Regions from separate parts of the Mus musculus genome. Here all the other regions are linked to region 1. Evidence: chromatin loops called from intact Hi-C (ENCODE). Cell type or tissue: heart. All regions are shown on one strand. Links, peaks and the distances in the headings refer to the core of each region. The heading gives the core; the rest is flanking DNA.

Evidence for each region. Hi-C counts contacts between places; a loop is a spot of excess contacts. Peaks named below come from ENCODE experiments on the same cell type or tissue, not always from the same donor. Only the 100,000 strongest peaks of a DNase experiment are listed, where the experiment ranks them.
Region 2: it touches region 1 in a loop (5-fold over the local background); 12 of 42 quality-filtered maps call a loop at or near these places.
Region 3: a loop joins it to region 1, with 5 times the contacts of the local background. A loop is called at or near these places in 31 of 42 quality-filtered maps.
Region 4: it touches region 1 in a loop (4-fold over the local background); 29 of 42 quality-filtered maps call a loop at or near these places.
Region 5: it touches region 1 in a loop (2.3-fold over the local background); 10 of 42 quality-filtered maps call a loop at or near these places.

The regions. Positions count from the first base shown.
Region 1 is chr9:107,734,816-107,740,755 of GRCm38, reverse strand. Gm34605 (a long non-coding RNA gene) reads right to left here. Exons shown (of 3, transcript XR_001779306.1): 3 at 3,823-4,028. Rbm5 (RNA binding motif protein 5) reads left to right here. Exons shown (of 25, transcript NM_148930.3): 25 at 1-261. Among named protein-coding and RNA genes, the nearest start is that of Gm34605, 7.8 kb to the right of the region's middle. In heart, for the core only: CTCF peaks have their summits at 603 (motif pointing right), 1,668 (motif pointing right) and 2,531 (motif pointing right); DNase peaks (open chromatin) are centred at 1,635 and 2,515; H3K4me3 peaks cover 1,134 bases; H3K27ac peaks cover 1,018 bases; H3K27me3 peaks cover 1,781 bases.
Region 2 is chr9:107,643,418-107,649,357 of GRCm38, reverse strand. No RefSeq gene overlaps it. Among named protein-coding and RNA genes, the nearest start is that of Gnai2, 11 kb to the right of the region's middle. In heart, for the core only: CTCF peaks have their summits at 2,221 and 3,595 (motif pointing left); DNase peaks (open chromatin) are centred at 3,617, 4,027 and 4,597; H3K4me3 peaks cover 1,002 bases; H3K27ac peaks cover 1,388 bases.
Region 3 is chr9:107,681,984-107,687,923 of GRCm38, reverse strand. It overlaps Sema3f (sema domain, immunoglobulin domain (Ig), short basic domain, secreted, (semaphorin) 3F), which reads left to right. Exons shown (of 18, transcript NM_001379496.1): 9 at 80-194; 10 at 365-434; 11 at 590-734; 12 at 2,377-2,599; 13 at 3,148-3,236; 14 at 3,333-3,374; 15 at 3,545-3,702; 16 at 3,884-3,951; 17 at 4,231-4,364; 18 at 5,085-5,940. The coding sequence ends at 5,495. Among named protein-coding and RNA genes, the nearest start is that of Gnat1, 5.3 kb to the right of the region's middle. In heart, for the core only: CTCF peaks have their summits at 1,334 and 2,507 (motif pointing left); DNase peaks (open chromatin) are centred at 2,173, 2,473, 3,223 and 5,152; H3K27ac peaks cover 1,152 bases.
Region 4 is chr9:107,673,827-107,679,766 of GRCm38, reverse strand. It overlaps Gnat1 (guanine nucleotide binding protein, alpha transducing 1), which reads left to right and starts at 133. Exons shown (of 9, transcript NM_008140.3): 1 at 133-324; 2 at 2,094-2,136; 3 at 2,252-2,393; 4 at 2,481-2,638; 5 at 2,746-2,874; 6 at 3,095-3,224; 7 at 3,418-3,571; 8 at 3,689-3,880; 9 at 4,184-5,330. The coding sequence starts at 219. The coding sequence ends at 3,879. In heart, for the core only: CTCF peaks have their summits at 1,405 (motif pointing right), 2,169 (motif pointing left) and 3,596; DNase peaks (open chromatin) are centred at 1,436, 2,296, 3,336, 4,491 and 1 weaker place; H3K4me3 peaks cover 1,279 bases; H3K27ac peaks cover 349 bases; H3K27me3 peaks cover 3,874 bases.
Region 5 is chr9:107,599,285-107,605,224 of GRCm38, reverse strand. Sema3b (sema domain, immunoglobulin domain (Ig), short basic domain, secreted, (semaphorin) 3B) reads left to right here. Exons shown (of 20, transcript NM_001042779.2): 4 at 70-256; 5 at 1,025-1,182; 6 at 1,356-1,418; 7 at 1,809-1,928; 8 at 2,010-2,103; 9 at 2,232-2,351; 10 at 3,120-3,265; 11 at 3,354-3,465; 12 at 3,572-3,641; 13 at 3,723-3,867; 14 at 4,178-4,397; 15 at 4,680-4,771; 16 at 4,854-4,895; 17 at 5,118-5,275; 2 more. The coding sequence starts at 148. Among named protein-coding and RNA genes, the nearest start is that of Lsmem2, 5.2 kb to the right of the region's middle. In heart, for the core only: CTCF peaks have their summits at 3,014 (motif pointing left) and 4,294; DNase peaks (open chromatin) are centred at 1,821, 2,994, 3,696 and 4,242; H3K4me3 peaks cover 302 bases; H3K27ac peaks cover 1,515 bases; H3K27me3 peaks cover 2,747 bases.

The DNA.
Region 1 (5,940 bases), core at 567-5,566:
TTATACTAAGGTGTATATAGTGTAAATGTAATGAGTTTTACATGTTGTAGCCTGTGTTGTGTCCCTACTTCCTGGGGGCTTGAGAAGCTCGGAGTGGTTGTCAACACCAAAGCCACCACTGTCATTTATTGTTGTTATGTCTTTTCTTGGCAATAGCCTTGTGTATATTTGTATATTATACATTTGTACAGAATTTTGGAAGATTTTCAGTCTAGCTGCCACGTCTGGCTCCTTTACAAAAGAAATACCTTCAAAACTGGGTTTCCTGTGTCTTTATTGAGAGAATGGGTGGTAAAGGCTGTTGAGCCAGTTGGATCTGTGGTTTTTCTTTGTTTTGTTTTTTTTTTTTTTTAAAGATGAGTTATAAAACCTAAGCTAGCCTTAAGAGACTCTTTATGTAGCCTAGACTGGTTTGGTACTTGTGGTAATCTTTTGACTCCCTCTACTCCCAGTTCCTAAGCATGGCTAGGACTGACTGCTTCTGTCCCGGTATTCAGGTTCCGGACCTGCCAGGGCAGAGAGTACATGACTAGGTTACTGCTCATCAAAATAGAACCTCCCTTTGTTTTTGCTCTTCACTTTTTAAAAAACAATTTTAGATCTATGTGTATTCAGTTAGTGCCCACAGAAGCCACAAGAGGGTGTTAACTGAAGTTAGGAACTGCCGTGTGGGTGTTGGGAATCAAGTGTGAGTTCTCTGAACCACTGAGCCAGCTCCAGCCCTTGTTTATTCTGTCTCACTCTGTAACCCAGGCTAGCCTTGAACTTGGGGTCTTCATGTCTCAGCCTCCAGAGTGCTTCATTTATGGGTATGGTCCTCCTTGTCTTGACAGTGGTTCAGCTAAAACCTCGTCCTTTGCTGGAATGGAGGTGTCCACACCCCAGCACTCCTCGCCTGCAGGCGGAATGGCTGTGTACGTACGTGTATGGGGCTTCTATCCGTAACACTAGGGCAAAAAGACTTAAATGCAATGGTAATTGATCTTAAGGCCTAGTGCATGAGAAATGTCATTCTTATGTCTGCATGTCGGTATCTGTGTACCAGAAGTAATGGCAGATCCCCTGAGAGCCCTCATGCGGGTATTGGGAATCAAATTCAGATTTTCTATAAGAGCAACCAGTGCTTAATTGTTGATCTGTCTCTCCAGGTTGTTACCAGGGAAGAGGGAGCAGTTTATATAGCCCTGGCTTTCCTGGAACTCCCTATGTAAGACTAGGCTGGACTTGAACTCACAAAGATCCTCTCAAGTGCAAGAACTATGGGTGTACCACTGCAGCTAGGCACAAAGTGGGTGTCCAACTCAGATGGGTGCTTTAACAGCCAATGTGAAATTGCTTTAAACCCCACTGATTTGCTATTGTCAGTGAAGGTAGCCTCTGTTCAGGCAGGCATGGACTTTACACAGTTGGGATGTACAATAGGAAGGACTTTAAATTGGCCAGTCCCCGCCAGCTGAGTAGTTCCCTGGAGAGGTGTGTTGCAGCTTTGCTCGGCAAAGCGAGACCAAATGTAAACCTCCCAAGTGTGGGCATACATGGCAACCACTCAGAGATGAGGCCACGCATTCCCTATGCTTGGGCACTGGATGTGTCAGCTGGACAAGTGTCTGCCCTGGGGACGACCAGCCAGTCCTACCTCCAGAAGCCTCTAGGGGGAGGGCAGTGACTTTACCACCTGAGCAGCAGTCATAGCAACCTAATTAGCTGCACCTGACAGCCAGCATGGATGACTTCAGGTGAGTACAGGTAGGATAGGCTCTGGAAGCTCCTAATTACCTGCAGTGGGCTCGCCAAAGCTTGGATGATAGTGTCTGCCCTGCAGAAGGCAGCCCGCCCTCAGCCATCTCAAACCTTAGATTGACTCTGCAGCACACCTACAGGAGTACTTGAGTCCTTACACTGCTTGTCAGGGGAAGCCTTTCACATTGTTCTTCAGCCACGCTTGCTACCATGCATCTGAACCTGTTTTGTTTAATTTTACAGACTTGGGGATCAGGTCTCACACAAGATTGGGTTTGAGGCACCCTGGCACTGTATAGCTCTCACCCCTGATAACTAAGGCTGAAGTCCTAAGGGCGCAGATACTCTCCTGCTTTCAACCCCACTGTCAGTAGTTTAGCCAGCCTATGGGGTGCCTTTCCTCCTAAACATCTTTGATTGGGTTTGAGAAGGTGTGTGCTGCTGAGGTAATGCAAATTCCCCATCAGCCTAGGCTGACCTGCAGGAAGCCTCCAGGGTTTGTGAGTCCAGACTGCCCTTGGCTGGGACAGCTGCTACAGGGCTTTGAGGACCATCCAGGAGCAGCTGCCATGGCTGTGCATCAAACAAGTTTCAAAGCCCAGATGAGTAGCCAGGCCTGAGCTAAGCTCTCCAGGCATGCAAAGTCTGGCTGGGGGATCTCAAGGGTGCCGAGGTCCAGCCACCCCTATTCCGGAGGGGTGAATGCCCTAAGGGACAGGTGGAGTGATTGAGGGGGAGGTTGCTCTCAGGAGACCCAGTTGTTGAGAACACAATGCCGAATGTGGCCACAAGGTGGCAGCACTCCATCATCTGCCCAGGCCTGTTGAGCAGTAGTAAGCCAGAGACCTGAGGCACTAGAAATGCACACTTCTTCCTAAGCTGAAGACAGGGAAATACTGCTAAACTCCGACCATAAAGTACTTTGTCGTCAAGGCTGTGACCTGCTCAGGGGTCCTCCAAAGCTTCATTAGCTACAAAGATGTCTGCAATATAGTGTATAATCCTAGCACTTGGGAGTTACTCTGTAGGACTTATAAGTTCAAGGTCAACCTGAGCTACATAGTGAGGCCTTTGGCCTTGACTAAAAAGGGGGTGGGGGGTGCTGGAGAGATGGCTCAGTAGATGATTGGGAATGCGTGCGGCTCCTGTACAGCACCTACTTTGGGCTGTTGACAACTACCTCTAACTCTAGCTCCAGGGGATCTGACCCCTCTGATCTCCGTGGGCATCTTCACTCACCCACACAGACTCATACACATACACATAATTAAAAATCTTTTTATAACATTGTCACCTGGCAAGGTGCCATGCACCTTTAATCCCAGCATTTGGGAAGCAGAGGTCGGTGGATTTCTCTAAGTTACAGATCAGCCTGGTCTAGATAGTGAGATCCAGGCCAGCCAAGGTTACAGAATGAGCCCCTTTCTCTAAAAAGATAGAAGAAAAAGGTAGTGCCACAGCCACAGCACCTAGCTCTGGGGCTGTGGAGCAAGGACCAGGATGGCCCTGTATACTGTGGCTGCTCCAGTCTCCGAGCAATCCTTTCCTACCCAGGTAAAGAAGTTCTTGGGTCGATAAAATGCATTTCTGCCTCGTGTATATGCATAATTATTGACTCAGACGTCGTTCACATCAGACCTGAAGCTTGTAGCTCCACCTTCCATGGGGAGTTACTAGAGCTCTCAAATGGGAGCTAGGGAGGCCCACGGGCCTTTCTTTACCCTTTGTCTAAGTGGAGGTGACTGCTGGGGAAGCTGAAGCCTGATTCCAACCTGGGTACCTTGTCAAACCTCAAGATCGGAGGCCATCAACTCAGGTTCAGGGTTACCTGCTGGGTAGGATGGTGACAGGATTGGCAAGCTGAAAGCTAGAGTCTCAGACCCTCTGAAGAGCTGACAGGCCCTCATGTCCACAGCCCGTGGAAACTGACAGGCCTCGGTACCATACTCTACAATTCTGGAGTGATCTGGGCCTTTAGATGTACCCTCAATGCCCCAGGGAGAGAGAGAAGAAAGACAAAGAGCAAGACCTAGAGGATGCTGGGAAGAGAAGCTGGAGAGATCTGCAGCTGCTGCAAGGGGGTGGGAGGCTGAGATTAACTCTTGTGCAGCCAGACTCGATCTAATCAGGTTGCGGTGACCTGGAGCAGCCATGGAACTTGGTGAAGACCAGGAAAGTTGTTCAGCTCTTCCCTTGGTGGCAAGAGTGGCAGATATTCATCTGCGATCTATCCCTTGTCCTGGGACCAGCCCGACAGGTGCAGAGATTTCTTACCTGAAGAAGGCAGCCTGGATGGAAAAGGGAAATCCTTGATCAAGATATAGTCTAAACCTGGCTGAGACCTGGAAGGAAGGGTAACTAGCTAACAGGCTGTGTGTCTTGCCCTCCCTCATCTATATACCCATATATGGGAGGTAGAACCCAGACGTCCTGCACAAAGACCCACCTTTGAAATCCCCTCCCTCTCTCCTCCACTCCATAGATCCTCTGGGACCATCAGTGTGACTGGAGTGGGGACACTGGAGACAGGGCGTTTGGGACCCCAGATTGGATGCCCAAGGACAGTTGGCATGAGGGGACCAGGGCAGAAAGGCTTTGGCTAGGAGCCTGCAACATGCCCTGCTTGGCTTCCTTCCTTTAATCTGAATGCTTGATCTGGCACAGCCCACAACCTGGCCCCAGCGGAGCTGTTTTACTGCCTTCCGTGGCCCGGACAGGGATGTCTGCTTCTTTAGCGGGGGTAGGGGAAGAGTCTAAGATTTCAATTTCTCCCAGGTGTGGCTCAGTCTGGAGGATGCCTTAGGGAGGCTGGCGGAGCCACCCCACCCCCGCCCCCCCACATTCACGGTTGGTGTGTTAGCGTACCCGAGAAGCTCAGAGGGGTGGGGGCAGGAAATGGGGAGGAGAGAAGGAGGGAGGGAGGGAGGACTCCCTGGGAGGAGGTAGTGGCCCTTTGAAGGACAGTGTCAGGAGGTGGAGATGATAGGGGACAGGAGCAAAAAGATGAGGAAGGAAAGACAGGGTTGGGGAGCTGGTGAACCATGGCTGAGGGCTTGGTGAGCAGGAGCTGAGGAAGAGGGGAGAGTTAAAGGACAGGGGCTCAGAAAAGAACTGACTTCCAAGAGGGACAATAGGCTGAGACGCCTCCTCCCCTCCCACACCTGTCAGGCAGCTGGGGGAGGAGGGCTGACCCACTTAGCTGCCTCTCCCCGTAGGCTTCCACTAATGAGCGCTCTGGGCTTTGGGAGGGAGCCTTCCCCCCCAGGCTGTGCCTGAGGCTGTCCCTTCCCCCTGTCCCCTCATTATTTACCGGGGTGTTCATTGGCTCTGGCTGTCCTCCTTATCTTTAGGAGTGTTTGAGAAGAAAACACTGGGCCCCAAAATATGCCCCCTCTACCCATAGTCCCCCTCTTCCCCAGGCCGGGGAGGGAGTCTTTGTCTCCCCGCTCGGTTCTGTGCTGCGGAGAGCTTTGATTCCACCTGTGGGTCTCACCAGCATGCCAATGAGGAGAGGCAGCGGCAGGGTGCCGGTGGCTCGCAGGAGAGCTAGGCTGAGGATCTGACAAGACCCCCTCCCCCAGGTGGCCAGTCTGCGTGGTTCACCTAGGTCTGCAGCGCCCGTGACTAAAGAGAAAAGAAGCTCATGTGGGCAAAAGGGGGAGCCCAGATCTGGAGGGTGGAGAAAGGCAGCAGCTTAGGGGGACATTTTTGGAAGATGGGAGCAGGGTGCTGAGAAGGGGGAAAGGCCTGGGGCGCTCTGGGAGGCGGGTGTGGGGTGGGAGAGATGGTGGGAAAAGGTAAGAGGCTTGCACCAGGCGCTATTCCCTCCACAGCAAAGGCAATAAGCTCTGCAGACACTGGGATCTAGAAAAAACATTGCTCTGGAGAGCACTGTGGCTGGTAGTCTATGGTGCAGAAGTACCACTCTCAGGACATTTGGGCAGTGCGGGGGCCCAGGACTGTGTGGGGAATGAGGTTACCCCGGGAGGATGGTGATGATAAGAGCCAACTGTGTGTGAGGAACACAAGATGGGAAGACAGTCTAAGAAGACTACCATGCCTCAAGTAGCCTTGTTTCTTTGGCCTCCTTCCCCGTTTTTCCGGGGGGCGGGGGGACACACACACACACAAGGTCTGCTTGCTGGATTATACCCAAGCTCTCCTTTCCTCTGTCCCGCTGTCCATCTGTCCTCTTCCCCC
Region 2 (5,940 bases), core at 597-5,596, 91 kb after region 1:
CTGAGTTCAATTCCCAGCAACCACATGATGGCTCACAACCATCTGTAATGGGGGTCTAGTGACCTGTTCTGGTGTGTCTGAAGAGAGCGATGGTAGTGTACTCATGTATAAAATAAATCTTAAAAAAAAAATCTCACCATGTAGCTCAAGGCAGACTCAAGCTTTCAGTTCTCCCCTGAGAGAAGGGATTACAGGTGTGTGCCCCTGCACCAGACCCTCATGTGGTCACTGTTTTCTAATGCCTGCTTGTCATAGAAATGAGACGACATGCTTAGCATTCTGGAGGCTAGGGCAGGAAGACCCTGAGTCTGAGGACTACATAGAGTCCCTGCCCAGCAGCCAGCTTTGCCCACCTCTGCTCGCCCATGTGTACATTCCTGGAGAGTGACTCACCCATTCATTCCCCAAGGTTTTGCTTTGCTATTGTGGTGTTGGATATTGACCCCAGAGTCTTACGTATGTTAGGCAAGTGCTCTACAAAAGAGCTAGATCTTCAGTCCCATTTCTGGGGAGGGTGCTGGGGATAAACCCAAGGACTCACACAGGGTAGGCACAGGGTCAAATACCAAGCTATATCACTGTCATCACAATTTTTTTAAAAGATACATATTTATTTTATTTATATGAGTTCACTGTAGCTGTCTTCAGACACACCAGAAGAGGGCATCAGATCTCATTACAGATGGTTGTGAGCCACCATGTGGTTCCTGGGAATTGAACTCAGGACCTCTGGAAGAGCAGACACTGCTCTTAACCACTGAGCCATCTCTCCAGCCCCATCCTCAAATTTTTATGGAGACTTTTCTACATGCCAAACACTCTTAAATGACAGTGACCATGGATAAAGGCACCTTTAGCAGAGAGGCATTAGTAATGAACACAGTTATCTCACTTGTTAGAAGATACTTAGTATGAGCAGGACATCATGGCACACACTTTTCAGTCCCAGACCTCAGGCAGGAGGCAGAGGCAGGTGGATCTCTGTGAGTTCCAGGCCAGCCTGATCTACAGCGTACGTTGCAGGCCACTCAGGGCCACACAGAGAAACCCTGTTTTGACAATCAAAACAACAACAATAAAAAAAAATTAAGTTCAGAAATTCTGTAGTGAGCAGGGCCAGCCAATAGAAAGGCTTGAGATCCTCATATGCCTGAGAATAGGAGGGACAGCCTGGAGGTCACTGAGCTGAGTCTGGATGAAGCAGATGGAAATAGATGTGTCCAGTGGGCACTGGAGGGGAGGTGCTCTGGGCCCTGAAATGTAAGAGGAGTGAGATCTGATTCAGTGGGACTCAAAGAGTTTTAAGTTTTCTTTTGTTTTGATTTTTGGGGGTTTTTTGTTGTTGTTTTGCTTTATGTTTTTGGATGGTCATTTTTAAAAAACAGATGATATATATATATATATATATATATATATATATATATATATATATATATTTAAGATTTATTTATTTATGCATTGAGTGCTCTATTTGCATGTATGCCTGCATGACAGAAGAGGGCATCATATCCCATTACAGATGGTTGTGAGACACCCTGTGGTTGCTGGGAATTGAACTCAGGTCCTCTGGAAGAGCAACCAGTGCTCTTAACCACTGAGCCATCTCTCCAACCTCTCCCTGTCTCCCAATCTTTTGAGACAAGATCTCCCATCTGCCAAACTTTTTGCTTGTTTGTTTGATTGGTTGGTTTTGTTTTTCGAGACAGGGTTTCTCTGTGTAACCCTGGCTGTCCTGGAACTCACTTTGTAGACCAGGCTGGCCTCGAACTCAGAAATCCGCCTGCCTCTGCCTCCCAAGTGCTGGGATTAAAGGCGTGCGCCACCATCGCCTAGCCTCTGATATGTAACTTTTTTTTAAAAGATTTATTTATTTATTATATGTAAGTACACTGTAGCTGTCTTCAGACACACCAGAAGAGGGCATCAGAGCTCCTTACACATGGTTGTGAGCCACCATGTGGTTGCTGGGATTTGAACTCTGGACCTTCGGAAGAGCAGTCCGGTGCTCTTACACACTGAGCCATCTCACCAGCCCCTGATATGTAACTTTAATTAGACTAAAACACTCTCTTTTGACCAGGCTGACCTTGAACTCATACGCATCCACCTGCCTCTGACTCTCTAGTCCTAGGATTAAAGATTAAAGATGTACACACCTTTTTTTTTTTTTTTTTTAGCTAGTAAATATAAGTGTTACATAGATTGCCCTAGTGGCTGAACTGAGAAATGACTCAGAGGTTTAACATCTGTACTGCTCTTCCAGAGAACCCAAACTGATTCCCAGCATCTACATCAGCGGGCCCACAACAGCCTCAAACTCCAGCTTCAGAGAGTTCCCAAGCCTCTGTCCTTCATGGCACTTGCACGTATGCGTTTATACACATTTTTTTTTAAAGTTTAAAACATAAAATGAAATGGAAAAAAAAAGGAAGAAAGAAAAACAGACCAGAATTCACTGCTGAAAGGAAACTAGAGACAGAAGCTTGGCTGGGGGATGGGCTGGAGTTAGGTAGAAGGATGTGGAGGAACTGAGCTGAAAGACAGTAAAAGAAGGGGGACAGTGACAGCTGGGAATCAGAGAGTGTGGTGTGACTGGGGACCCCCTGACAAGTATGGAAGCCAGCACACACCGAGCCCCAGATGAGCCCAGTACAGTAAGGGACATGTGGCAAGACGCTAGAGGACACATGCAGGAGTTTGCTCTGATCTCAGTGTAAACTCTAAGCAAACGCCTTTCTTTCAAACAACTTGTAGCTGTGAGACTTGATTACCAGTGAATGACTTAGAAAGAAAAGCCCTGAACAACGACAACAACAAAAATCTGAAAGATAACATTGCTTTTGGAGAGAGAGAGAGCTGGAGAAGGCCCAGCAGGTAGGAAGGAGCACTGGCTGCTCTTCCAGAAAACCTGAGTCTAGTTCCTAGCACCTACACCTGGTGATTCACCACCGCCACTTGAGACTCTGGTTGCAGGCATCTGACACCTTTTCTGACTTCTATAGGAACCTGCACAAACAGAGCGTGTGTGTGTGTGTGTGTGTGTGTGAGAGAGAGAGAGAGAGAGAGAGAGAGAGAGAGAGAGAGAGAGAGAGAGATAGGGAGAGAGAGAGAGAGAGAGAGAAACCTGCTTTCAAAACCTCACAAGAGGGGGGGGATGGTGCACGCCTTTAATCCCAGCACTTGGGAGGCAGAGGCAGAGGCAGGTGGATTTCTGAGTTTGAAGCCAGCCTGGTGTACAAAGTGAGTTCCAGGACAGACAGAGCTACACAGAGAAACCCTGTCTTGAAAAACCAAACCAAAACCAAAACAAAACCAAAACAAAAAACAAAACCCTCACAAGAGCTAGGTGAGGCAGTGGTAAATTTCCAATCCTAATCGGAGACGGGAAGATAGACACAAGTTCAAGGTAGTAAGTATAGTTCACACAGGGAGTCCTAGGCAAACCTACAAACAAACAAACAAACAAACAAACAAACAAACAACAAACCCAAGGCCTTTACATCTCAAACCCAAGCACAGCCAGCCTGCTCAGCCTGAGCCGTGAGCACTGAGGCCCCCAAACTTTCAGCTGGCGGCCTCTGCTGCCCTCTGGTGGTCAATAGCCAGAGTCAAGCTTGTGCGGGGACCCAGATAATACACGAAGAAAAAAGCTGGCTGAAAAGGGTGAAAGAGCTGATTGATCCCAGGCTTGCATCTCCACTTGGGTAGTGTGGGCAGGTAAATACCACAGGGATCCAGTCTGGATCCACTTGCTAGCTAACCTTGCATGAGACCCTTTCTCCGAGCCTCCATCTACCAGATGCTAGGATCACACACATTCTCATTCGGTATCCTGTCCAGTTTATGTAGTGCCAGGGACGGGTTTTTCACGCATGCTACAAAGCCCTCTACCAATTGAGAATTCAGCTATATTCTCAACCAATACCCAGATCCCCTCTCTCACTTGGTGGGGATGGATTGCTTTCAACCCAGTCCCACTGAGCGCCTTCAGGTAGAACTCAGTTTCTGTCCTTATCCTACCCATTGACTTTAGGGTCAAACTCCACAGTGCATTCCAACACCCACAGCGCACGTCTCGGGCTGGACACTTTGACCCACCCCAAGCCTTGGTCTTCAGGAAGCAGGCAAGATATCCAGTGGAGAACTACATAAATCACTTTCTAATCTCCGATCTCAATTGTGAAGTAAAAACAGAAAGAGAGGGAGAGTCCTAAACAGAGTGTAAGAAGCACCAGGAAAGAGAGTTGTCACTGGAGGCGTTCTAAGGACCAGCTAATAATGGCTACAAGGAACGCCGGCTTGGATGGATGGATGGATTCTGGTACCAGGCAAGAGAAGAGGAGAGCAATAGGGTGCGGGGCAAGCAAGAAGATGCCAAACAAGGGCTGCTCTGTGGAACTAGGCTTCAACGGCCACGTACCGACGCTTCCGCGGAGGGGAGACTAGAGCCCAAGGCAAGAAACAAGAAGACCAGGAAGGTGGAAGAAGCCACAAGTGGTAGCCGAAGGCAAGTGAAGACTATAGAGAGAGGAAGATGAGAAGCCCGGCCGCCACGGTTGCTGAGCCGTATCGCTCTGTGCCCGCCAGGGGGCGCCGCTCCTCCGCGGAGGAAGCCTCTGAAGTCGCGCGCTGTGGCCTAGCGATCCCGGAAGAGGCGGGCAGCTCTCCAGGAGACCACTTCCGGCTTCAACTCGGCCGGGAGCTTGGTTTTGTGGGGATGCAATGAGAGAACTTAGGATGTCGCCAACGGGGACTTATGATGCAAAGTCTGAAGACAAGCGGTACCCCATTGTGGGTGTTCATCGCGCAGTTCTATGATCCATGCCTGAGCAGCCCCCAGCTTTTAACAGAGTGAAATACTCCGGTGGACTCTGTCAGGCTGGCAGAAATACTTCCTGTAGATGAAGGGGTGCAGAAAGGTGAAAACACCATTATGGGGACTTTAGAAGTGTTCTTGGGCCGACTACATGGCTCAATCGGTTAAGGCCCACGGGTGCAAACCTGACGTCTGAGTTAAATCCCTGAAACCTTAAGGATATCTTTAAACTTAAAGATAGAGTGCGGGGACCGACTCCACAAAGCTGTCTTTCATTATCCACCACACACATTATCTACAATAATTTGTTTGTTCGTTTAAGACCAGATCTTACCATGTAGCCCCTACTAGCCTGGAACTCATTATATAGACCAGGCTAGCCTCGACTTTACAGAGATCTGCCTGCTTCTGCTTCCTAAACGCTGAAACTAAAGCAATAGCCACCACGCCCAGCCTTAAAAGGTTTTTCTTTGTAATGAACTGCCTATATTTGGAGAAAAGGCTAAGCCTTCGGGGAAGGCTAAAAGGGAGACCAACCAATCCCAGGCCGGCTGGAGGAAGCAGAAAAAAAACAGCTTCTTAATGTATTTGTATACACACACCTAAGCCTTCTTTTCCTAGGAGACACCGCACAGCCCTGTGGGACCGGCTTCACTACAACACCCTCCTTTGATGGCTACTCCCTGCCTCCCGGCCTTCCTTCTTGTCAGTAGGCTATATTTTTCATAGAAGCCAGAGAGATCTTTAAAATATTAGATTTGGGAGCCGGAGAGATTTCTCATCAGTTTAGAGCACTTGCTGCTTCTTGCAGATAACAGAGTTCAGTTCCCAGCACCCAGGTTGGGCAACTCACAAATGCCATTAACTCCAGCTCGTGGGGGAACTGACACCCTCTTCTGACCTCTGAGGGCACCTATATTCACATACATGTACTTACATGAAGATATTTTTATACATACGCACGATCATTTTAAAATGTTAGACGGAGGGGCAGGAGAGATGGCTCAGTGACTAAAAGCACTGGCTAGTCTTCAAGAGGACTGGGGTTTGGTCGCCAGCACCCACATTTTTGTAGCTCCAGTTTCAGGGAATCCTACACCCTTTTCTGACCTTTAGATACATGC
Region 3 (5,940 bases), core at 253-5,252, 53 kb after region 1:
CACACCCCAGACCTACCCCAGCTGGTCTTGGGGGCGGTGAATGAACTGATCTAATCTGGCTTTCTGCCCCCACCCCCAGAACGATGACGGTGGCCATTGCTGCCTGGTCAACAAGTGGAGCACATTCCTGAAGGCTCGGCTCGTCTGCTCCGTGCCAGGCGAGGATGGTATTGAGACCCACTTCGACGAACTCCGTGAGTGTTCAACAAGCCGGCAGGGTCCTGTGGCTGCAGCAGGAGGGGTGGAGGCTGGATCAGAGGTCAGGGGGCCTTTAGGGGGCCTCCTTCAGAAGGCAGGAGTGGACGGGTCCATGAGACTCCTCCCTAAGGCAGCAGTGTCCCCAATACCTTCTCCCCTTTTTCAGAGGATGTGTTTGTCCAGCAGACCCAGGACGTCAGGAACCCAGTCATTTATGCTGTCTTTACCTCTTCAGGGTAAGGCTGGAGTTAGGGTAAACAGTGGAAGGATTTGGGGGTTATGGTTTGTGGAAGACCCTGGTGTGGTTGTGAGCTGTGGAGTAGCCTTGAGATGGGGAGAACCGTGGGCCCAGGGTCTGCCCCAGCCATAGAAGTAACCTGTTTGCACACAGCTCTGTGTTCCGAGGGTCTGCAGTGTGTGTCTACTCCATGGCTGATATCCGCATGGTCTTCAATGGGCCTTTTGCTCACAAGGAGGGCCCCAACTATCAATGGATGCCCTTCTCAGGAAAGATGCCCTATCCTCGGCCTGGCACAGTACGTACCCCTCTCTTTCTCTTCTTCTTTCCTCCCTTCTCCCTTCCCTTTCCTTCCCTTCCCTTCCCTTCCCTTCCCTTCCCTTCCCTTCCCTTCCCTTCCCTTCCCTTCCCTTCCCTTCCCTTCCCTTCCCTTCCCTTCCTTCTCTTCTTCCTCCTCTTTCTCCTCCTCCTCCTCCCCCTCCCTCTCCCCCTTCTCCTTCTCCCTCTTGTTTTCTATCTTGAGACAAGACCTCACTGTATCTCTGGCTGTCCTGGAACTCCCTATGTAGATCAGGCTGGGCTCAAATCCACAGAGGTCCGCCTGCTTCTACCTCTCAAGTGCTGGGATTAAAGTCATATCCTCTGTTTTTTTGTTTTGTTGTTGTCTGTTTGTTTGGTTTGTGTATGGGTGTTTGGCATGTATAGACACATGCACACTTAGCTCCTGCAGAGCCCACAAGAGGACATTGGATGCCCTGGAGTTACAGAGGTTGTGAGCCTCTGTGTGGGCTGCTGGGAACTAACTAGCCAGTGCTCTTATCTGCTAAGCCATCTCCCCAGCCCCTCTCCTTTGTTTTTAAGAGGCCTACTCAAGGCTGCCCTCTGTAGACATGGGCTCCACTATAATGAACCTCCAGTCAACAGGTCCAGTGAAACACACGATACTTAGAAAACTACTACTCACAGCTGGCCATGGTAGCAGATTCCTTTAATCCCAGCACTCAGGAGGCGGCAGCAGGTGGATCTCTGTGATTTCAAGCCAGTCTGGTCTACACAATGAGTTCTAGAACAGCCAGGGCTATGTAGAAAGATCCTGCTCAAAAAACAAAAGGCAAAAGAAGAAGAAGAAGAAGAAAGAGAACTATTATTTACACAACATACATCAGGCTGTAAAGAAAGCAGCCTCCCAGGATCTAGAGACAGATGAGAGGCCGTCTGTAGTGATGTAGATGAGAGGCCAGGAGTAGTTTGCTAATCCATGGAAGTCACTCCAGCTTCTGGGGAGGTGAAGGTTAGTGGGAAGGATCCTCGCAGCAAAGCTGGAGGTAGGCTGAAGTCAGATTGGCCGGCTAACAGCAGGAAAGGAGATGAGGAGTGGGCAGGGCCAGGCTGTGCTCATTCTGCAGCCTTGAGTGCTGGCTCACTTTATCTGGGTATGGCCTGGGCCTGCCACAGGAGCCCGAACGTGTGGCCTGAGTGTGTGGCTGATGTGACCGTGGGCTCCATGCCAGCATGGGGAGGTTGGTCTTTGAAGGGGTCTGGGGAGGCTTCCTTCAAGAATGAAGTTGGAATTGAAAGGCTGACAGGCTGAGCCCAGGGCAGTAGGGACAGCATCAGGGGGAAGGGGAGAGCATAGATCTTGAGGCCTCTGGCCCCACTGCACAGGAAAGAGCAGTGAGCCAGCCAGAGGGACAGCCAGAGAGGAAGGAGACAGCTGGGTGGAGATGAGAACATGGGAAGGGAGTGGTCAGCTCAGGCAGATGCTGCCACAAGGTCATGGCGTGTGACAGCATAGATCTGTGGGGAGGACAGAAAGCAGGAAAGGGTTTGGAGAGAAGCAGGTGGATGTTGAAGAGACAGTATGGACACTTCTCCTCAGCTAACGGGTGCACATGCCCCACGTGGGCAGCCTAGGACTGACACTCGTTATTTGCCTGCAGTGCCCTGGTGGAACCTTCACGCCCTCGATGAAGTCCACTAAGGACTACCCTGATGAAGTGATCAACTTCATGCGCACTCATCCGCTCATGTACCAGGCCGTCTACCCGCTCCAGCGGCGACCCCTGGTGGTCCGTACAGGCGCTCCCTACCGCCTCACCACTGTCGCTGTGGACCAGGTGGATGCAGCTGATGGACGCTATGAGGTGCTTTTCCTGGGCACAGGTACCCACTGCTGCTCTCAGACACTCCCACATTGGGCCCACTGGATGGGAGGAGCTGATCCTGAGGCCAGAGCCTGCCCAGCTAGGGGTTGCCCTCCTTGGCCAGAATAGCCAAAGCTAGGAATGGGAAAACTACCATCTCTTTTCCCATTTTGAGGGGCCCACCCTATATCAGGACTTTAAAATAACTTAGGATACAGGGCTCTAACTGTTTGCCCGTATACACACATACACAACGCATGCATGCGTGCTTACTTAAACACACCTTCAAAATCATAGCAACATCCAATTCAGCTGCCCGTTTTCTGTTCTTGGTAGGGCCCAAATTGAGAGTCTGGGTGCAGAGGCAGACCCCGGCTGTGAGCCCCTTTGTCCTGTTCCCGTCCCCCAACAACTCTCCCCTCCGTCCAAGGGAGGTTCTTGAACCTCAGCATGGAAGCCCCGCTCCAATGCCCTAGAGGAGATGGGGCTTTGGTGGGGAAGGGGCTGAGGCTTTGCCCCTTCCCCAGCATCCTCAGCCCCACTGAGGTCCTGCCCGGCCCGTTCCAGACCGCGGGACAGTGCAGAAGGTCATCGTGCTGCCCAAGGACGACCAGGAGGTGGAAGAGCTGATGCTAGAGGAAGTGGAGGTCTTCAAGGTAGGTGGTCCCGCCCACGCCTCGGTGACCCTCTCCGGTCCCATCCTTGACCTTAGACTCCTCAGGAGCCGACGCTGACCCCTTGCTTTCTTCTAGGAACCAGCACCTGTTAAGACCATGACCATCTCTTCCAAGAGGGTGAGTCCTTGGCAGTGTGGGCTGGAGTGAGGTTGGAGCCTGTGTCCCGTTGGGGTCATGCCCTTGGCATAAGGGCTAGGAGTCAGAAAAGGAATCCAGCCCAACTGGCTGCTGACAGGGCTGTCTGTGAGGAGAGAACTGACTCCTCCTGCTCCTGCTCCTGCTCCCAGCAACAACTGTATGTGGCCTCAGCCGTGGGTGTCACACACCTGAGCCTGCACCGCTGCCAGGCCTATGGAGCTGCCTGTGCCGACTGCTGCCTTGCCCGCGATCCCTACTGTGCCTGGGATGGCCAGGCCTGCTCTCGCTACACAGCATCCTCCAAGAGGTACAGACCGCCAGAACCTCGGGATTCTATCCAAAGCCCTGGGAGGTTGGAGGGAGATAAGGCTGAGGTGGGGGTTGAGAGTTGGGGACACAGCTGCCCTGGGGCACAGGACCCTGTTCTAGAGTCTTGGGGGTCCAGGAGCCTCCCAAGAGCACTCCTTTAGGAGTTAACCCTCATCCAGGCGGAGTCGCCGGCAAGATGTCCGCCACGGGAACCCTATCAGACAGTGCCGTGGTTTCAATTCCAATGGTAAGTAAGCCCATGGCACCTCCTGTAGCGGCTTCTCGTGTTTTAGAGTCCAATGCGCCCAAAGCCCGCAGACACCCTCAGAGTCCAGACTTGCGTATGGTGCCCTGGGTGGCAGGATGGGTGGCCTTAGGTCTGGGATTAGGAAGCCACCTCAATGGAGAGTCACCCAGCGATGTGGTCCTGTTTGGTGTGTGGGTGCCCCTTGCTGTCTGCCTCTCCCTACTGAGCAGACGGCCTGGGAGCAGCGCTGCTTCCACTCAGGGTCCTCTTGATCCACAGCAAACAAGAATGCCGTAGAGTCTGTGCAGTACGGAGTGGCCGGCAGCGCAGCTTTCCTTGAGTGTCAGCCCCGCTCACCTCAAGCCACTGTCAAGTGGCTGTTCCAGCGAGATCCCAGTGATCGGCGCCGTGAGGTGAGTTCCTGTGTCCTTTCCCCACCCCCCACCCCCACCCCCAGGGGCTATGCTGCACCGTGGATATGGGAGTTCTTTTACAGCGGTGAGTCCTTGAGAGAGAAATGTACTAGTGTGGCCAGCCTGGGGCAGCCCAGCACTGGGGAGGCAAAGGCAGGCGGATCTCTTGAGTTCAAGGCCAGTCTGGTCTACAGAGCAAGTTCCAGGAGCACCCCACCAGGGCTACCCAGAGAAACCCAAAAGAACAAAAAATTCCGTATCTGTACTCTGTCGGGGTTATACCTTCTTGTTTGGAACATCACGTGGGTGAGCTCCAGTATATGGAAATTCTGTGGATATTTTCTGGGAAAGCCCTCCCCGTGTTCCTCTTCCCGTGGAAATGCTATGCGGGTGTCGCAATTGGGTATTCTCATTAAATGGAAATTCTGTGTGCGCTCCAAAATTTTCTCATTCATTGTTCAGAAACCACGCCCACCGCCCCCCCAACCCCAACCCCCGGGTCATCATCCTTCCTGAAAGTGGGAATATTTGTGGATACCTTATTCATATCCCTCTCACGTACAAACAGTACCTGGGGCTATTTTTCTCTTCTTGGAATATGAAAATGCCACGTGGGTGTCTCTACTTGGAATGGTCACAAACGTGGTGGTCTCACCTGGAAGCTGGCTAGGGCCTTGGAGTGGTGACCCAACCCCTGAGCCCCACCCCCTGCCCCTGCAGATTCGCGCAGAGGACCGCTTCCTGCGTACAGAGCAGGGGCTGTTGCTTCGCGCCCTGCAGCTTGGTGACCGCGGCCTCTACTCCTGCACGGCCACTGAGAACAACTTCAAGCACATCGTCACGCGGGTGCAGCTGCATGTACTGGGCCGGGATGCCGTCCATGCTGCCCTCTTCCCCCCACTGGCTGTGAGCGTCCCTCCACCTCCTGGCACAGGCCCTCCAACGCCTCCTTACCAGGAGCTGGCCCAGCTCCTAGCCCAGCCGGAAGTGGGCCTCATCCATCAGTACTGCCAGGGTTACTGGCGCCACGTGCCCCCCAGACCCAGGGAGGCGCCAGGAGCACTTAGGCCTCCTGAACTCCAGGACCAGAAAAAGCCGAGGAACCGCCGCCACCACCCTCCGGACACATGAGGCCAGCTGCTGGAGGCCTGCATAGGACCAGCCTAGCCCCTCATCCCTTTTAATATAAAAGATATATATATATATAAAAATATCTATATTCTATACATACCCTACCCCTGCAAAGACAGTATTTATTGGTGGGTTGTATATAGCCTGCCTAGGTGGCAGCATTATCCAGAACTTAGACCCGTGTTGGTCAGCAATGGCACATGACTGAGCAATGCCCAGCCCGGCCTAGGGAGTTGCCAGGGCCAGCCCGAGACCACACAGTCCCCAGACTCCATGGAGATCTCCCTGCTGAAGAGCTGTCAAGATCTACAAAACACAGGGAGGGAGCGAGCCCTTCTTGTCAGGGCATGGACCGCATGCCTTTGCTGATGCGCGTTGTCATCTGTGCCTCGGCATAGACGTGGACACCAGGATTGCTGTGGAGTCTGGGGTGGGGGCTCAGGGC
Region 4 (5,940 bases), core at 645-5,644, 61 kb after region 1:
CTTGCCAGCCAGATTAAAATGCTAGGAGACTGAGCTTCACCTGTCCTTGTCTCTGATTGGCCCTCGGGCATCCCTAGCTCCCAAATCCCACCGAGCTACCCCACCAGGACCTGTGCAGGTCTGTGGAGAGCCAGTTGATTGTTGGCTTTGGGGCCAGAAGGTCGTCTGAGGAGGCCGGGGAGGCTGCCTACCCTGTCCCTTTGCCTGCTGCTGGGACCATGGGGGCTGGGGCCAGCGCTGAGGAGAAGCACTCCAGAGAGCTGGAGAAGAAGCTGAAAGAGGATGCTGAGAAGGATGCCCGCACTGTGAAACTGCTGCTTCTGGGTAGGGGTGTGGGCCAGCGATGGGGAGGGGACAGCTGCCGGGCAGTCAGGCTAGGCAAACAGCCTCTCCTTGAAGCAGGGATTCCTTAGACGGAGGAAGAATGACAGTGTGGTGGGAGCCATTCCCAGGCAAGGCCAGGTGATGATGTCATAGTCCCCAAGGCAAGGATCCCAAGATAATTTCTTGGGACCCTTTTTTTTAAAAAAAAGATTTATTTTATGTAGGTGAGTACACTGTCGCTCTCTTAGACACACCATAAGAGGGCATCGGATCCCATTAAAGATGGTTGTGAGCCATCATGTGGTTGCTGGGAATTGAACTCAGGACCTCTGGTAAAGCAGTCAGTGCTCTTAACCACTGAGCCATCTCTCCAGCCCCTGGGGACACTCTTCTCTGCAGAAGGGTATACCAAACACCATTGTATGAATGTGTGTGTTCAGGCACATTTTGCCCTCAGACTATAGCTGTGGGTTTTCCAGGCCTGCTCAGCAAGGTATTCTTGGCTTTTCTTTCTCTCTTGAGAATAAGGTCTGAGAATAACTCTAGGATCACCCAGGTCCACAAAGGCACTGGGTGCCAGAACTTGGTCATCAGTAGACCTGTGAGACAGCTTTTAAAAGTGGAAAGATGCCAGGCAGTGGTGGCGCAGGCCTTCAATCCCAGCACTGGGAGGCAAGAACAAGTGACTCTCTGAGTCTGAGGCTAGCCTGGTCTACAGAGTGAGTTCCAGAATAGCCAGGCTTACACAAAAGGAAAAAAGGAAGTGGAAAGATATTGAGGCCTACATGGGATAAATAAAGCCAACCTCATGATCCCGTGGGTATTGAGGGGACATGCGGGTACCATTGCTTAACCCCAAAGGGAAAGTTGCTGCTTTAGAAGGGCAGCCAGAGGTACTAAGCCAGAGCCCCAAGAGAAAGGCCAAAGCTAAGCCGGAAATCCCATTAATTGTATCCAACACCCTTAAGGAGTGCAGGCTCAGAAAGGATATCGGCTCTGTCCTCTCCCCCATCTAAGGATGCTAATTCCCTCTGAGTCTCTCAGAGACATCTCCCTAGTTTCAGGTGAAAAGCAGAGGCTGGTCCATTCGGATAGTCCTATGCATGTGGTACTGAAAATCTCCACAAGGTGGCACTAGAGGGTCTTATTTTGATCTCGCAGCATACTAAAGACTTTCTTTTTTTTTTTTTTTTTTAAAGATTTATTTATTATTATATGTAACTACACTGTAGCTGTCTTCAGACACACCAGAAGAGGGAGTCAGATCTTGTTACAGATGGTTGTGAGCCACCATGTGGTTGCTGGGATTTTGAACTCTGGACCTTCGGAAGAGCAGTCGGGTGCTCTTACCCACTGAGCCATCTCACCAGCCCGACTTTCTTTACACAACAGAGTTTTGGGACGCCTCCTCCTTCCCACTGGACACAGTTGAGGTCCCTTAACTGATGTAGGTCCCTTTTGTCACTTACAGCCATTTTTCTTCAGGTTTTTTTTTTTTTTCTTCGAGACAGGGTTTCTCTGTTATAGCCCTGGCTGTCCTGGAACTCACTCTGTAAACCTCGAACTCAGAAATTCGCCTGCCTCTGCCTTCCAAGTGCTGGGATTAAAGGCGTGCGCCACCACGCCCGGCTTTCTTCAGGGGTCTTAAAGACTTTACTTTGAATAGAGATGAGGGCAATGATGATACTTTGACTATCTAGAGGTCTAGTTGGCACCCCAGGGCTCTGATCCAAAAGAAGTGCGGCTCTGAAGCACAGCTTTCCTTTCAGGTGCCGGTGAATCCGGGAAGAGCACTATTGTCAAACAGATGAAGTGAGTGTTCCCTGCCCATCCTAAGGCCCCCTAGTGGTGGGTGGGTGCATGCACATCAGAACCTGTCCTTCCCTACTTGCCCAGGTGGCTCTAACTTTGCTGGTCTTGGCTACAGGATTATCCACCAGGACGGGTATTCGCTGGAGGAATGCCTCGAGTTCATTGCCATCATCTACGGCAACACTCTGCAGTCCATCCTGGCCATCGTTCGGGCTATGACCACGCTCAACATTCAGTATGGAGATTCAGCCCGGCAGGTGAGGCAGGAGGCAGGCTGATGATGGTTAGGCTCATGGCACCTAGCTAGGCTCAGATTCACAACCACTACCCTGCCCCACCACTAGGATGATGCCCGGAAGCTCATGCACATGGCAGATACTATTGAGGAAGGCACAATGCCCAAGGAGATGTCAGACATCATTCAGCGCTTGTGGAAGGACTCGGGTATCCAAGCTTGCTTTGACCGAGCCTCAGAATACCAGCTCAATGACTCCGCCGGCTAGTGAGTACACATGTAGATGCAGGAGGGCAGGGGAGGTGAGTAGGCAGGACCCCGCGGGTGTGATCGCCCACGCCACTCACCCACTCGGACCGGGTGGTCTTCTTCAGCTATCTCTCAGACCTAGAGCGTCTGGTGACTCCAGGATATGTGCCCACTGAGCAGGACGTGTTGCGTTCTCGTGTCAAAACCACTGGTATTATCGAGACTCAATTCTCCTTCAAGGACCTCAACTTCAGGTAAGGCCCCTGCGCTAGGAGCACAGCTGGACTCACTGGGACGTCAGTGTCTTGAGTGAAGGTCCTTGCCAGGAGAAAGGCTGGTCATTTCAGATGCCAAGCGAGATGAGGGCTCTCCAGCTAGCTTAGGAGGACGGGGGTGGGGTTGGGGGGCAGTGGGCATATCCAGGTGACCGACCAGACACACCGATCTAAATCCGGACCCGGCTCTACCCGACAGAATGTTCGATGTGGGCGGGCAGCGTTCCGAGCGCAAAAAGTGGATCCACTGCTTTGAGGGTGTGACGTGCATCATTTTCATCGCTGCGCTGAGCGCTTACGACATGGTGCTGGTGGAGGACGACGAAGTGGTGAGTGCCAAGTGGGACCTGAGTGTTTGAGAAGGGAGGTGGAGCCCTGGGGAGGGGGGCGGACGAGGGCGGGGTGGGAGCCAGTGAGACTCACGGAACAGAAGCTGTCTGGGAGCCGTTGGTGTCGGGAGGGCAGAGACCCAGGGGCAGCTGCTTGCGTAGCCTGATGCCCAACAGCCGCTCCCCTCCCCAGAACCGAATGCACGAGAGCCTGCACCTGTTCAACAGCATCTGCAATCATCGCTACTTCGCCACAACGTCTATCGTGCTCTTCCTCAACAAGAAGGACGTTTTCTCCGAGAAGATAAAAAAGGCACACCTCAGCATCTGCTTCCCCGACTACGATGGTGAGATCCCTAGGCCCGGCCGCCAGGCGGTGCCCCAGTCCCACGATTCCCGCCGCGCGCGCCTTCCCGCGGGAGAAGGTCTTCCCGCGCAGAGCGAATGCTGCTCTTCTGCCGCAGGACCTAACACTTACGAGGATGCCGGCAACTACATCAAAGTGCAGTTCCTGGAGCTTAACATGCGACGTGATGTGAAGGAGATCTATTCCCACATGACGTGCGCTACCGACACACAGAACGTCAAGTTTGTCTTTGACGCTGTCACCGACATTATCATCAAGGAGAACCTCAAAGACTGCGGGCTCTTCTGAGGTGGAGTCCTAGCTAGCCAGACTTTCCGCCATCCTTCGCCTTAATCTCAGGGCGCTAATCCTGCCCCTAGTTCCTCATTAGGTTCACTGCTTCAGACTGACTGCCGCACTCCTAAGCCCCGCCCCACTGCTCTCAGGTTCCACCCATTACCAGAAGCCCCTCCCCCTATTCATTAGCTCAACATCTTTTCATCCCTTCCCAACCTCCAGATGCACTGATTCCAGGGCTGCCCCCATCCCCGCCCCATCCCATTTATTTTGCTGTTCAAGGAGCCTGAGATTCCATTTCTTCTTCTCTTCACAGGTACCTGAATTCAGGTGTGTCTCTTGCCCTGAGATTCTGTAGCCCTGCAGCCCTGTAGCCCTGTAGTCCCCTCAAATACCGTCCTTTCCACAAGCTGCTGCTCTTGTAGCCACACACCCAAAGGCATGAGGCTTGCAGTGCAGACCCTCCCCCAAGTACCCAACTCGACCCTGCTTTTCACCGCCTGGCTGCACTGGCCTCTTGGACCTACAGCAGCCAGCCTGAGCTAGGACACCTCAGGACTTGGGACAGCTGGAACTCACAGTGACTCAGCAGTGCCCTAGTGACCCGTCTGTCTCCAGCCTCTTCTGCTACCCCCAGCAGCAGCAGCAGCTCACCAGCAGATCCCCATTCCACAAACAGCCCTCCCTCACCAGTTTCCACGAAGGACTTGAGGTATCCCTCCCTCAAGCAGTAGGCCGGTCCAGCCTGCTACCTGCATATGACAAGTCCAACACGTGTCCACCCAGTGGTTAGTGACTGTCCCTCCCAGTAGCCTGAGGACTCCAAAGTCCAAGCTCTGGTTTTTGAAGCCTCGTATAGAGAAGTGAGTGACTTTGACGTGGGTGCCAGGGAAAGAAAGACACAAGCCAAACCCATTCCCGAACATCAGACTCAGGGTTTCTCCAGTCCCTTCTCCCTCTGGGTCTTGCCCCTCTGTCCTTGGACACTTCCACACCACACCTCATCCACCCACACACAATACTCAGGGCTGGCTGGTCAAGGTATGCTGTATTGAAGGAGGGTATTATTGACATAGCTATGACCAATAATGAAGCCATGCTGAGGGGTGGCTCAGAGCAGAGTCCAACCCCTATTGATCAACCATGGGCAAAGAATATCCCATGTGAGGTTACAGGCAATTCCATGTGACCATGTTGTCCCTCCTGATTCAGGGCCCATTCCTTAGGAGGGAGAACTGAAAACCAGGCCTAAACCATTAGAGACAATGTCCCCCAACCCCCAGCCACTTCTACAACCTTTGCTTAAGCCTGTGGACCAGAGCCAGTGCTGCTGGAAGAGGCAAGATGCTTCTGGACAGCAAGACTAGGGCACAACCTCTCCCTCCCTTAGCTAGCTGCAGACTCAGCAATAAACCTTTGCACCAGATCTGCTGTCCTTCCTTGGGTCGGCGGGGGAAACTCAACCATTCTGTGTCCTGTACATTTATTAAGGTCCTAATACTAGACATCAGTGATGTAGGGTTCCCAGTACTAGACATCAGTCATGTAGGAAGATTACCTTCTTCCAAGGTAAAGGATCCAGCCTGTCATGGGCTGTGGGATCTCAGAGGGGATTAGTGGATCCAACTCATGGCGTCAGACAGAGGCTGAAGGATATGGAAAACATTACTGGGACAGGTTATGATCAAGAAGGAGTTTTTGCTTACTTGTTTTATGAAACAGGGTCTTACTGGGTAGCCTAGGCTGGCTTTGAACTCACCATCTTCCTGCCTCTGAGTGCTGGGATTATAGGCATGCCTCTTGGATGGCACCTAGTGCCAGGGCATGTGAGACAGATGTTCATCTGACAGATCATAGAATGCATAAGAGCTGGCTGAGCACTTGGAACTGTGGGCACAGGAGCTCAGCGAAGCAGAGAAACAAAAGATGGTGGAAGACAGCGGACAGGGCCAAATGCCAGGAGAGGACTTACAAGAAGCTCTCAAAGCTCGGACGTGAGTGTAGCTAGGATTAGGGTGAGGCAAAGGAGACTCATCACCTCCAGAACAGCAGTGGCAGCCAGGGGCTGGTGCA
Region 5 (5,940 bases), core at 366-5,365, 140 kb after region 1:
TTGGGACTCCCCCGTGCCCTCCCACCCGCCCTTACCCTCTCTGCTTTGCTGCGGACTCTTCTCTTCCAGATCCTGGGGCAGAGTCCAGGACTGCTGAAGGCTCCTCCACACACGCCTGCTGAACCCTGAGCGCCCTGAGCTGCCGGCATGGGGCGGGCTGAGGCCGCCGCCATGATCCCAGGCCTGGCCCTTCTCTGGGTAGCAGGGCTAGGGGATACTGCCCCTAACCTTCCCCGCCTTCGGCTCTCCTTTCAAGGTAGGTGCACCTGGCAGATGGAGGGGCCGGCTTGAACAGGAAAAGGGCCCGATATGGAAAGACTTGCTGGTGCCAGTATGCGCATCCTCACTACTTGTTGGGTTGTGGGTTTTCTTGGGCCATCTCCAGTTAACCCTGTCCTAGCCTCAGCCCCCAACCTCTCTGCCCACATTCTGCTCATGTTTTCCCAAGGAGGACCCCTACTGTCTCCATAGCAACAGTCCCTGCCTCCGACTCATCCCCCCCCCCCCCATCCCAAAGCATTCCATGACTCTTCAGTAGTTAAGTCCAGGTTTGGGGACTGTCAGAGCCCCTTTCTTATACTCCTTGCACACAGGGGTGGTCCCTGGGCACAGAGTGGCATTTGCTGGTCAATTCTGCTAAATCCAAGCTAGCGGTAGGATGACAGGGAAGGGACCCCCAGCCTGACATTTTAGGGATGGATTCTGTCCTGTCAGTTGTCTTCCTTTTGCCTCTCCTAGAACCCTGCTGTCCATAAGCCTGCCTTCCAGCATGCCAGCCCACTTGCCTACACATGTTTTCCCAAACCTGTTTTCCCCTTTCCGGGGGGCATGCACCACCCACCCTGTGACTCTGTACATGCACCCGGGTGGGCCAGTCTTCATATGTGTAAGCTCACATCCACCTACGTGTCCATGTGTGTGTCTTGGGTCACACAAATAACCTTGGTCTGCAGATAGACGACCAGGCAGGGCCTTGAGGAAGTTCCTGGCACTGTTACGTACTGAGAAGTATCTCTCCCTGCAGAATTACAGGCCCGGCATGGTGTCCGAACCTTCAGGCTGGAGCGGACCTGCTGTTATGAAGCCTTGCTGGTGGATGAGGAGCGTGGACGCCTGTTTGTGGGTGCTGAGAACCACGTGGCTTCCCTCAGCCTGGACAACATCAGCAAGCGAGCCAAGAAGGTGCCCGGGACCCCTAACCTTACTCAGCGTCAGTGCTGGCTCAGGAAAAAGCCTTAGGGTCCCAATCCAGTCTGTCTAGACTCTAGAGAATCTCCAAGGGGTGGGCAACTGAATAGAGAAACCCCCAAAATAAAGAGCGCCCCAAATCCCTAACCTGTGTTCCCTCCCCATAGCTGGCCTGGCCCGCCCCCGTGGAATGGCGTGAAGAATGCAACTGGGCAGGGAAGGACATTGGTGTGAGTGTGGGCTACTCGAAGGGGAGTGTGCAGAAGAGAGTTGGGCCCCCCCATCCCAGGGCTGAGAGAGAGGCTAGCCTGTTATGGCTGGGGTAGGGGCAGGGAGGTCAAGGCAGATAAGGCAGTGACTCAGGGTGGGAGCTTATATGATTCTTCTTGGGGGGGGGCTCTGAGTCACAGGGGGAGCTGTGTGTATCTATACTTCCTCATGTAGTTACCCTGTGAAGGTAGATTGTCACGAAGGCCACTCAGGTCCCTGTAACTCATGTTAGTACTTCCCTGGGCTGATGCAGAAGAGAGACAGGATGGGGATGCCCCTAGTGACCTGCAACTCCTTCGGGCTGCCTCCCTGGGGAAAGCCTGACTGCACCCGCCCCACCTGCCCACCAGACCGAGTGCATGAACTTCGTGAAGCTGCTGCACACCTACAACCACACCCACTTGCTGGCCTGTGGCACAGGGGCTTTCCACCCAACCTGTGCCTTTGTGGAGGTGGGCCACCGGCTGGAGGTAAGACCAGGACTAAACAGTGGAGAGATGGGAAGGGTGACAAAGGACCTGACATTAACAACTCCCCTGCCCTGCCCCCAGGAACCCATGCTTCAACTGGACCGGAGGAAACTTGAGGACGGCAAGGGGAAGACTCCTTATGACCCAAGGCATCGGGCTGCCTCGGTGCTGGTGGGTGAGTCCAAAGGCTGGCACCCAATAGAACTCTAGAACCCTTTAGAAGTTCTAGAACTTCACGTGTCCCAGGAGCACCCCCCCCCCAGAGCTCATAGCTGGCTGAGTACCCCTTTGTCCTGTCTGCAGGGGAAGAACTGTATTCTGGGGTGACAGCAGACCTTATGGGCCGGGACTTTACCATCTTTCGAAGCCTTGGTCAGAATCCGAGTCTCCGAACAGAGCCCCATGATTCCCGCTGGCTCAATGGTGAGACACTGGTGGGGACCCTGGGAGGGGGCTGCCCTCCTCCGATAGGGAAGGTGCCACAGAATGAGGGAGCCACATTGAAGTCTCTCCATGTATCTACTATAATCCCTGAGCCAGAGGCACAGAGGCAGAGGCAGGCAGGAGTCTTTGAGCCCATGGGTCTTGGAGCCAGGATATGCTGAGGTACATGCCAGTGGCCGTGCAAGATGAAAGAACAGAAAAGGAAAAAGGTGTCTGGGTTGAATAAGGGAAGCTATTGTTGGGAGGGGCTGTGGGTTATTAATAGCTTCCAGAACACAAGAAAGCCAGCCAACAGAACTGGATGAGCATTCTAGGTAAGGGAAATGATGAGCGCAAAGGCCCTGAGGCAAAAAACCAGCAAAGATAAGGCTCAAGCAACTAGCATTGATAGGAAACTCAGACTCTCAAGGGCTGGAGTCCTTTAGCATGGGACAGCATGAGAAACCGAAACAGGAACAGGGAGTATTTGATCTGCTAGGGAGGAAGATTTGTGAATGAAGGTGAAAACAGATACCCGATCTCCCTCTTTTCCTGGCAAATTAAGGAAGTGTGGCATGGTCAGAAAGCCCTGTAAAGGGGAGAGGAGCAGCCCGCTTGCGCTCGTAGCTATGGTCTCTACTGCCCCCTCGTGGCTGCTTCTTGCCTTGCAGATGCCGATCATAGGGTGGGTCTTGGAGGCTCTGGTTGTGAGATCCTTGTCATGGACCAGGACCAGGCCCGCTGATACCGTGCCTCCTGTTTTGCTAGAACCCAAGTTTGTCAAGGTCTTTTGGATCCCAGAGAGTGAGAACCCTGATGACGATAAAATCTATTTCTTCTTCCGCGAGTCCGCTGTGGAAGCAGCACCAGCAATGGGGCGCATGTCTGTGTCTCGTGTTGGCCAGATCTGCAGGGTAAGGAGACACTAGGCCAATTCTACCTTTGCCCCTGACCCTTTGCCTGCGATGGTCTTGCTCTCATCCCTTCTGATCCTGTGAGCAGAATGACCTGGGTGGCCAGCGGAGCTTGGTCAACAAATGGACCACATTTCTGAAGGCGCGGCTTGTGTGCTCAGTACCTGGAGTTGAGGGTGACACCCACTTTGACCAACTTCGTGAGTGTCTTGAATGAGGGGTAACATCAGGGGAGGAGTCGGGGTGAAGAGTCCAGGAGCCTGAGGTGTGTGAGCATTGCCCCACCACCCTTGTCTTTCCCTGCAGAGGATGTTTTCCTTCTGTCCTCCCGAGACCGCCAGACACCTCTTCTCTATGCTGTCTTCTCCACCTCCAGGTGAGGGGCAGGAAGCAGTTCCCTTGGGCAGCCAGTTGAGTTTGCCGGGGTTCCTCACTCTGCTCTCTCCATTGCCTGCAGTGGTGTCTTCCAGGGCTCTGCTGTGTGCGTGTACAGCATGAACGATGTGCGCCGAGCCTTCTTGGGACCTTTTGCTCACAAAGAGGGGCCTACACACCAGTGGGTGTCCTACCAGGGTCGTGTCCCCTACCCAAGACCTGGCATGGTGCGTTGCTAGGGACCGCTTGCAGTAATCCACTTCAAAGTCTCAAGGGTGGAGAATTTGACTCAGCCCGGCCCTGGGAGTTTTGCTGGGGGTGAGGGTGCAGTGTGATTCCGTCCTTTTGGAAGGGTGGGGAAATGTCACCATCATAAAAGATAGAGCTGTGCCCCTCAGAGCCTGAGGTTCGCCAAGGAAAGGCTCAGATAGATACTTAGGGTCCTTGTCACATCTTACCTTTCACGATCCCAGAGGCTTTGAACGGAGGGCTGACCACAAAACCCTGTATCTCTGCCTGACGCACCTTGCCTTCTAGTGCCCCAGCAAGACCTTTGGCACCTTCAGCTCCACCAAGGACTTCCCAGATGACGTTATCCAGTTTGCTCGGAACCACCCTCTCATGTACAACCCAGTCCTGCCCATGGGGGGGCGCCCTCTCTTCCTACAAGTGGGAGCTGGGTACACCTTCACCCAAATCGCCGCAGACCGAGTAGCAGCTGCCGATGGACACTACGATGTTCTCTTCATTGGTACAGGTCAGGGTCTCATCACAATGGCCCATAGGACAGAGAGTCCCCTCCAGGTTCCTTGGCCGGGAGGTAGCAGTTGTCCCTGATAAGTCTAATATCTACATCTTTGCCTGGGCTGTGGCCCCACTTTCTGGAGGCTCTGGTCATTGTTTCAACCCATAACTGTTACTTTTTCATGACCCAATCATGATGATGGTGGAGACAGGGCACGCATGCGCATACACACACACAGACACACACACAGCTTGTTAGGGAAAACCAACAGTCTCTTTCTTTTCATTTCTTCAGATGTGGGCACAGTGCTGAAAGTGATCTCAGTCCCCAAAGGCAGCCGACCTAATTCTGAAGGACTTCTCCTGGAAGAGCTGCAGGTGTTCGAGGTAAGGCCTCATCCTTAGTCACCCTAGGACATATCACCTGAAGCCACTACGCCCTGATCCGCTTGCCCCGCCTCCCTTTCAGGACTCTGCCGCTATCACCAGCATGCAAATCTCCTCTAAAAGGGTGAGTAACTCAACTTGGGGAAGAAGTGACCCTGTCCCACAGCCCCCCAGCTGTCTAGCTTCTCCTTGGTTTTCAAAGCCCCGAGTTTCAGGTCTAGCTTCTCTTTGCTAGACAATGCGAACCTCAGTGTTCCCACCTGTCCAGAGGGGGAAAGGCTATCTGACTGAAGGGAACCAGGTAAGGGCTGTCCTCCATCAGACTGGAGACTCTTGTGCCCTCTAGCAACAACTCTACATAGCATCGCGCAGCGCAGTGGCCCAGATTGCTTTGCATCGCTGCACTGCCCTAGGCCGCGCCTGCGCAGAATGCTGCTTGGCCCGTGATCCTTACTGCGCCTGGGATGGATCAGCTTGCACACGCTTCCAGCCTACGGCCAAGAGGTGGGTTGGTTTGGAGTCTGGATTGGGCTACTGGGAAGGGAGTCTCTGCTACCAGCAGAGAAGGGCTCATAGGTTTTAATGCCTCCCTCAGACGGTTCCGGAGGCAAGACATAAGGAATGGCGACCCCAGCACCCTATGCTCTGGAGGTGAGTACCCCAATCAGCTTCTGTCCTCGGCCCTTGAAATTGCCACACCCAAGCCTTGTCTGAACTTTTACATCTTTTGTCTCAAGACTCTTCTCACTCTGTGCTGCTGGAGAAGAAGGTGTTGGGTGTGGAGAGCGGCAGCGCGTTTCTGGAGTGTGAGCCCCGCTCGCTCCAGGCGCATGTGCAGTGGACCTTCCAAGGTGCAGGGGAGGCAGCTCACACCCAGGTGTGCCTTGCTCCACCCTTCCTAACCAGGCCCATTTAAGAGAAGCTATGCCCTGCCTAAGGAGGCCTTTGGCCTGTACCTCATACCGTTCAGTGAGTCAGATTCCCTTATCATAGTTTGTCTCATCCTCTACTGTCCTTAGCTCCACAACCTAGTGATGCCCCAACTGTGCCCACCTAGACTCCTGACCCACCCTCTACCATCTGGAGAGAGAAAGCCCTCAACCCCCCACGCGCGCACTGAGGTTTCTAGTCTACCCAATCCCCCACTCACCTAGATGGACTCATCCTCC